2 separate regions of the Homo sapiens genome follow, and region 1 is linked to region 2. A link is a contact called in ENCODE Hi-C or POLR2A ChIA-PET data. All regions are on one chromosome and are shown on one strand. Each heading gives the region's core, a stretch centred on a gene start or an enhancer-like site at or near the end of the contact. The rest is flanking DNA. Distances are from core to core; before and after follow the strand shown.

Region 1 (3,128 bases), core at 387-2,886, 450 kb after region 2:
CCGGTAGCTCATGCCTATAATCCCAACACTTTGGGAGGCCGAGGCAGGCGGATCATTTGAGGTCAGGAGTTTGAGACCAGCCTGGCCAACAAGGTGAGAACCCGTCTCTACCAAAAAAAAAAAAAATACAAAAGTTAGCCAGGCGTGGTGGCATGCGCCTGTATTCCCAGCTACTTTGGAGGCTGAGGCAGGAGAATCGCTTGAACCTGGGAGGTAGAGGTTGCAGTGAGTCGAGATCACATCACTGCACTCCAGCCTGGGTGACAGAGTGAGACTCTGTCTCCAAAAAAAAAAAAAAAAAAAAAAAAAATTCCTGGCCAGGTGCAATGGCTCACACCTATAATTCTAGCACTTTGGGAGGCCAAGGTGGGCAGATCACTTGAGATCAGGAGTTCAAGACCACCCTGGCCAACATGGTGAAACCTCTCACTACTAAAAATGCAAAAATTAGCAGGGCACGGTGGTGCATGCCTCTAATTCCAGGTACTTGGGAGGCTGAGGCAGGAAAACTGCTTGAACCCAGGAGGCAGAGGCTGCAGTGAGCCGAGATCACACCACTGCACTCCAGTCTGGGGGACAGAGTGAGACTCCATCTCAATAAATAAATAAATAATTAACAATGGTTGCAAATGACTGGTAGAAATATGGAAGACTTATTTTCTGTTTTCCAAATTTTCTATAATATGGTCATGTTATTTTGATTTTAAAAACACATATACATAATCCCAGCTACTTGGGAGGCTGAGGCAGGAGAACCGTTTGAACCAGGGAGGTAAAGGTTGCAGTGAGCTGAGATCGTGCCACTGCACTCCAGCCTGGGTGACAGGGCGAGACTCCATCTCAAAAAAAAAAAAAAAAACAAAAAACAAACCATACACACACACACACACACACACACACACACACACACACACACACATATTTTTAAAAAGAGAAAGAAAAAAAAATAGGCTGGACACATGGCTCATGACTGTAATCCCAGCACTCTAAGAGGCTGAGGTGAGAGAATCGCTTGAGCCCAGGAGTTAAGACCAGCCTGGGCATCATGATGAAACCCCGTCTCTACAGAGAATACGAAAATTAGGCCGGGTGCAGTGGCTCATACCTGTAATCCCAGCATTTTGGGAGGCTGAGGTGGACGGATCACCTGAGGTTGGGAGTTTGAGACCAGCCTGGCCAGCATGATGAAACCCAGTCTCTACTAAAAATACAAAAATTAGCCGGGTGTGGTGGCAGGCGCCTGTAACCCCAGCTACTTGGGAAGCTGAGGCAAGAGAATCACTTGAACCTGGGAGGCGGGGAGATTGCAGTGAGTCGAGATCACTCCATTGCACTCCAGCCTGGGCAACAGAGTGAGACTCCGTCTCAAAAAAAAAAAAAAATCAGCCAGGTCTCGTCGTGGGTACCTGTGGTCCCAGCTACACTGGAGGCTGAGGCAGGAGAACTGCCTGAGCCCAGGAGGTCGAGGCTGCAGTGAGCCATGATTGCGCTACTGCACCCTGGCCTGGGTGACAGAGACAGACCCCATCTCCAAAAAAAAAAAAAACAGTAAGTGAGCAAGGTACACTCAGGCCTCGCTTCCTGCCACCGGCTGCAATGTGTGGAACCCTTCAGAAAAGCAAGTCTGAGTCACCTGGCCGGGCATTCAAGGCCTTCCAGGACCTGGCACCAATCCTCTAAAGGAATCTACCCTCAAAATGGGACACTTACTATCTCCTCGCACCTCTGTGTAGTCTCTCCATACACAAACCATTCCATGCCAAGCACTGGGCTAGGGAAACCAAGAAAGAACCTTGATTCCTGCCTTTGAGAAGCAAATAGTACAGAGAATCACACAGAAGCCAGGGCAAGAGGTGATGGCACATGATCAGCACTGTAACAGGGTGAGGGCAGACACAGGGTGAGACACAGTGTGATCATAGAGGAGAGAGTAATTAAGCTGTCTGGGAGAGTCAGGGAAGGCTCTACTGAGCTGGAATCTGAGTTGGATCTTGAGAGATGAAAGAAACCTAGCAAACAGTAAAGAGGAAGGCAAGAACCACACTTGCAAAGCCACAGGATCTTTATTTATTTATTTATTTTATATATGTATATATTTTTGAGACGGAGTCTCACTCTGTCGTCCAGGCTGGAGTGCAGTGGCGTGATCTCAGTTCACTGCAACATCCGCTTCCCAGGTTCAAGTGATTCTCCTGCCTCAGCCTCCTGAGTAGCTAGGATTACAGGTGTGTGCCACCATGCCCAGCTAATTTTTTGTATTTTTAGTAGGGACAGGGTTTCACCGTGTTAGCCAGGATGGTCTTGATCTCCTGACCTTGTGATCCGTCCGCCTTGGCCTCCCAAAGTGCTGGGATTACAGGCTTGAGCCACCGCACCTGGCCGAGAATCTTTAAAAAGAGCTTGCATGTGTTCAGAAGAGAGAAGGTTATGGAGGCTGTGGAGGGGTGTGTGGAGAGAAGAGTCTGGAGTATCAGGGAACCAGTCTGAAGAGGGTGGGGCCAGATTGTGGGACTTTGGATGTTGCTCTACAGGCAACGGGGAACAACTAGAGATTTGCAGTCAGGGGTGACATGATCATTCTATCAGCAGTGAAGGGAGTGCAACAGCATGGTAGGACAACAGCGGGAAGACTGGCTAGGACACAACTGTCAACATGGGTGAAGTGAGGACCAAATTGAGGGACAGCAGCTGGGGATGGAGAAGAGGAACAAGAGGGACTTCAGAGACCTTCCTCACATCAATCCCACAGGCTCAGCAACTCTCTGGGTTGGCCTGGGAATGGAAAGACTACAGGGCAGGAAAGGGAAGGGAAAGAATAGAGTTGAGGCCAGGCACAGTGGCTCACGCCTGTAATCCCAGCACTTTGGGAGGGTGAGGCAGGTGGATCACTAGAGGTCAGAAGTTTGAGACCAGTCTGGCCAACATGGTGAAACCCCATCTCTACTAAAAATACAAAAATTAGCCGGGCGTGGTGGCACATTCCTGCAATCCCAGCTACTCAGGAGGCTAAGGCAGAAGAATTGCTTGAACCCAGGAGAGGTGGAGGCTGCAGTGAGCTGAGATCACACCACTGCACTCCACCCTGACTCTATCTCAAAAAAAAAAAAAAAAAAAAAAAAGGCCAGGCA
Region 2 (3,124 bases), core at 171-2,670:
AAAGTGTTCCACTTGGAGACTGACAGTGAACTTTCCCCACCCTGGTCCCCCTGGAAGGGTAGAGGGGAGAAGAGGCCCCTCAGCACCTGCCCGGGCTTCCCCACACACCCCAGGAAACCACTGCCAGCAATATCAACACCTGGGCCCAGAGGAGGAAGGCAGGCTGTGAGGGGCCAGGACCTGCCGGGGGTGCCCCAGGACTCAGGGCAGGTCTCCAGATGAGACTCCAGCAAGCAGGCCTGGCTGATCCAGAGCCCAGGGCCAGCAGTGCCCAGGGTCAGGGCAGGTGAGAGTGCCAGGTCCCCACAGAGCAGACGGACTCAGACACACATTTACTGACTCACACACCCACACACGTGGCACAGCACATTCACACAGGCAAAACACACACACACACACACACACACCCCATCATACACACGCTCACACGCCATCATACGTGCACAGGAGCTCAGCCACCTTTACCCACACACAGACACATGATGCTCCATGCACACACAGCTGCTCCCACAGTCCCTGACACAGACCCACTCATACATCCACACAACTTCTACATGCACACGGACACACAGAACTCACCCTCACTCAGGCCTATTCATGCACAGACACGTAGCCAGCAGCCCTCACGCCCCTGCTCACCCTGCACAACTGGGCCACACGGGACACATTGAGAGGAGCCTCAGGATTCTTGTCAGGATTGTCCTCTCGGAAGAAGTAGTAGATCTTGTCATCGTAAGCCTGGTCTTGGTGCACGATGGTGGCTTTGATGAACTGTGGGTCTGCCAGGGACAGAGGCGAGTGGGCGTAAGGCTGGGAAGCTTGCCCGGGAGACCATCCCAACCCTGCACACTCTCCTCCCTCCTTCGGGTCTGCACAAACCATGGCAAATCAGATCTGGAATAGGACTCAGAACATCAGGTCCAACTCCCCGAGGGGCCCTAGACCCTGCACCTCCACCCCACACCTGTTTTGCCCTCTTCCTACAAAGATGTCATCGGCCCAGGAGCAATGACTTCATGCCTGGGGACTGGGGGAAGGTCCCTGGGGGCCCCTATGTCACTTCTGCTCAATTGGCAGAGCCCTGATGAGGAGGGAGTTGGGGGCTGCCTCCACGTGAACTCAGCAGAGGATAAACTTTGGCTCCTGGGGACCCTGCACTGGGTCTGGGGCTCCCTCTGTTTGTGTTCCTGAAGAGGGCTGGGCCCATCCCACTGCTATACCTTGTCTGTTCCTCTGCTCCCAGCCAACCCTAACTTCTCAGGCCTATACCAAGGTCCTGCTTTCCTGCATGGCCCCAGCGGCCCTCAGGGAGCCCTCCCAGAAACATCAGGATCCCATCTGCCACCTTAAGTGCTCACACCCCCTTGCCCACCCTCAGCCCAGCCGGAGCCTGACTCACTCTGCATGACAGTATCACTGGTGTACAGCTCACTCTCGCCCCGGATGCGGCGGAACCGAGGGATCTTCCCATTGTATTCCTGCTTCCGGATGGTGGAATACACCTCGTCCCCTGGGGTCAGTGGGAGGGAGAAATGAGTAAGGGCAGGCAGCTCCTGGAAGTCCCTCCTCCGGACACTGGACAAAGAGCTGACCACTCCTCTCCCAGCCCAGTTCAGAAGCATCCCCCTGGGGCGCCTGCTCCAGCACTGCCCTACCTTCAAACAGAACCAGGGAGTTCTCGTCCGGGCTGAAGGGGGCGTAGCCTCTCATCTCGCCAAGTGGCACCACAGTGCCATTCACCTGTGGGAGATCCAGAGGGTTGGATGGCCACATAATCCCACAGCCACTGCCTCCCATGACGGCCAGTTTCTCGGCCAGGAGCCCCATCCTCCCAGGGCAAGGCCAGCATTGGAGTCTCGCCATCTCCTTCCCACCATGAGGGGCAGAAGCCCACGCAGTAGAAGGTGAGCTGATCAGGCACATGGGGAGCAGCCTTCTCACCAGGTTCCAGCAGCTGGGGTGCCGGGCGTTGGTGCCACAGGCCAGCAGCCCCTCACTCCGCCTCTCCAGGAGAGTGATGTAGTTCTCGCAGTCCTGCCCGGGGAAGAGAGAAGGGAGGAGAGAAATTGGTTGCTGGAAGGCCCTGGCAAGCCTAGCACTAGGACCCCCAGGATCAGGGAAGAAGGTGTCAGAAGGGCTTAGCATAGGTGACAGCCTCCCGGGACAGCCCAGAGTGTGTGCAGCTGACGCCATCCCCTAAGCACAGAGGACCACGTCTCCCCATCAGTCTGGGACTCGTGGGGCAGGGCCATGCTTCCTTCCTTAGACCCTCAGGGTCTCCTCTCCCTTTACCAAGTGGCTCAGACCCCTCCATACCCCCTCCCCCACTCACCCGCTTATCCAGACAGGACCCCTTTGTGGAGCCGATATTCACCTGGGGGAAGGGGAGAAGCATTAGTTCAATCTGCCAGGGGTGAGGTACCCCTGAAATGCTTTCCACACAGCCTCAGGATAAGCCCCAAAGGAAGCAACCATTATTCTCATCTGACAGATGAGCAACTGGGGCTCTGAGAGGGTGAGTGATCTACCTGAGGTCAAACAGGGTCTCATATCCAGAGCTGAGGCCCAGAGGGTTCAGAAGACCAGGCATGGGCTCTGGGGCCCAGCTTCCAGCCTGGGCTTTCCGCAGCAGCGCTGCCCAGCTGGCCAGGCCCATTAGCTCCTGTTTTTCTCCACACCGCCCCAGCTCCCCACTCCAATCTGGACTACCTTTAGGGAGCCTCCCCCAGGAGCCATTTATAGGATACGGAGGTGGGGGCAGTTTAGGAAGAGAAGCCAGCTCCCTCGGATTCCCTGAGGACCCTTGGCAGGGCCAGAGGGGAGATAAGAGGGTAGGGGGGGTGTTGGGGGAAGAGAGAGGCTCACCGTGCGCACAGATGCGTTCTTGCCCTCGGGGAAGTCAAAGAGGTAGACCTTGCCACGTCCTCCCACCCACACAGAGGAGCTGCCTGGCTCGTGGAAAAGCACCGTGTGCGGCTCAGTCTGGCCAAAGTCCACCCGGTCCTGCCCTACATGGCCTGAGGAGGAGACAATTAGTAGAAACATTGAAGCCAGGTCCCGAGAGAGAAGACTCTGGGTCCCCTCCACATGGCACACTGGAACCAGTGCTTGGTGCTCAGGGTCC

What was found. Hi-C counts contacts between places; a loop is a spot of excess contacts on that map. ChIA-PET counts read pairs that join two places held with the same protein, here RNA polymerase II (POLR2A). Pooled maps may share reads with other maps.
Region 1: POLR2A ChIA-PET joins it to region 2 with 12 read pairs in PC-9. The contact joins two enhancer-like sites. A Hi-C loop is called at or near these places in 17 of 37 single-sample maps with no recorded cell type and 7 of 50 pooled maps. POLR2A ChIA-PET finds 5 or more read pairs at or near these places in 1 of 52 experiments (PC-9).

Annotation. Positions count from the first base shown.
Region 1 is chr15:74,861,980-74,865,107 of GRCh38, forward strand. The region is part of intron 1 of SCAMP2 (secretory carrier membrane protein 2); the gene reads right to left. Among named protein-coding and RNA genes, the nearest start is that of SCAMP2, 9.8 kb to the right of the region's middle. Within about 2 kb of position 1,637, at least 3 of the 41 ENCODE cell types and tissues checked have a DNase peak (open chromatin) inside an H3K27ac peak, as active enhancers do.
Region 2 is chr15:74,415,936-74,419,059 of GRCh38, forward strand. It overlaps SEMA7A (semaphorin 7A (JohnMiltonHagen blood group)), which reads right to left. Exons shown (of 14, transcript NM_003612.5): 2 at 2,866-3,017; 3 at 2,333-2,374; 4 at 1,942-2,034; 5 at 1,656-1,740; 6 at 1,400-1,510; 7 at 640-779; 8 at 1-50. Among named protein-coding and RNA genes, the nearest start is that of MIR6881, 6.1 kb to the left of the region's middle. Within about 2 kb of position 1,421, at least 2 of the 41 ENCODE cell types and tissues checked have a DNase peak (open chromatin) inside an H3K27ac peak, as active enhancers do.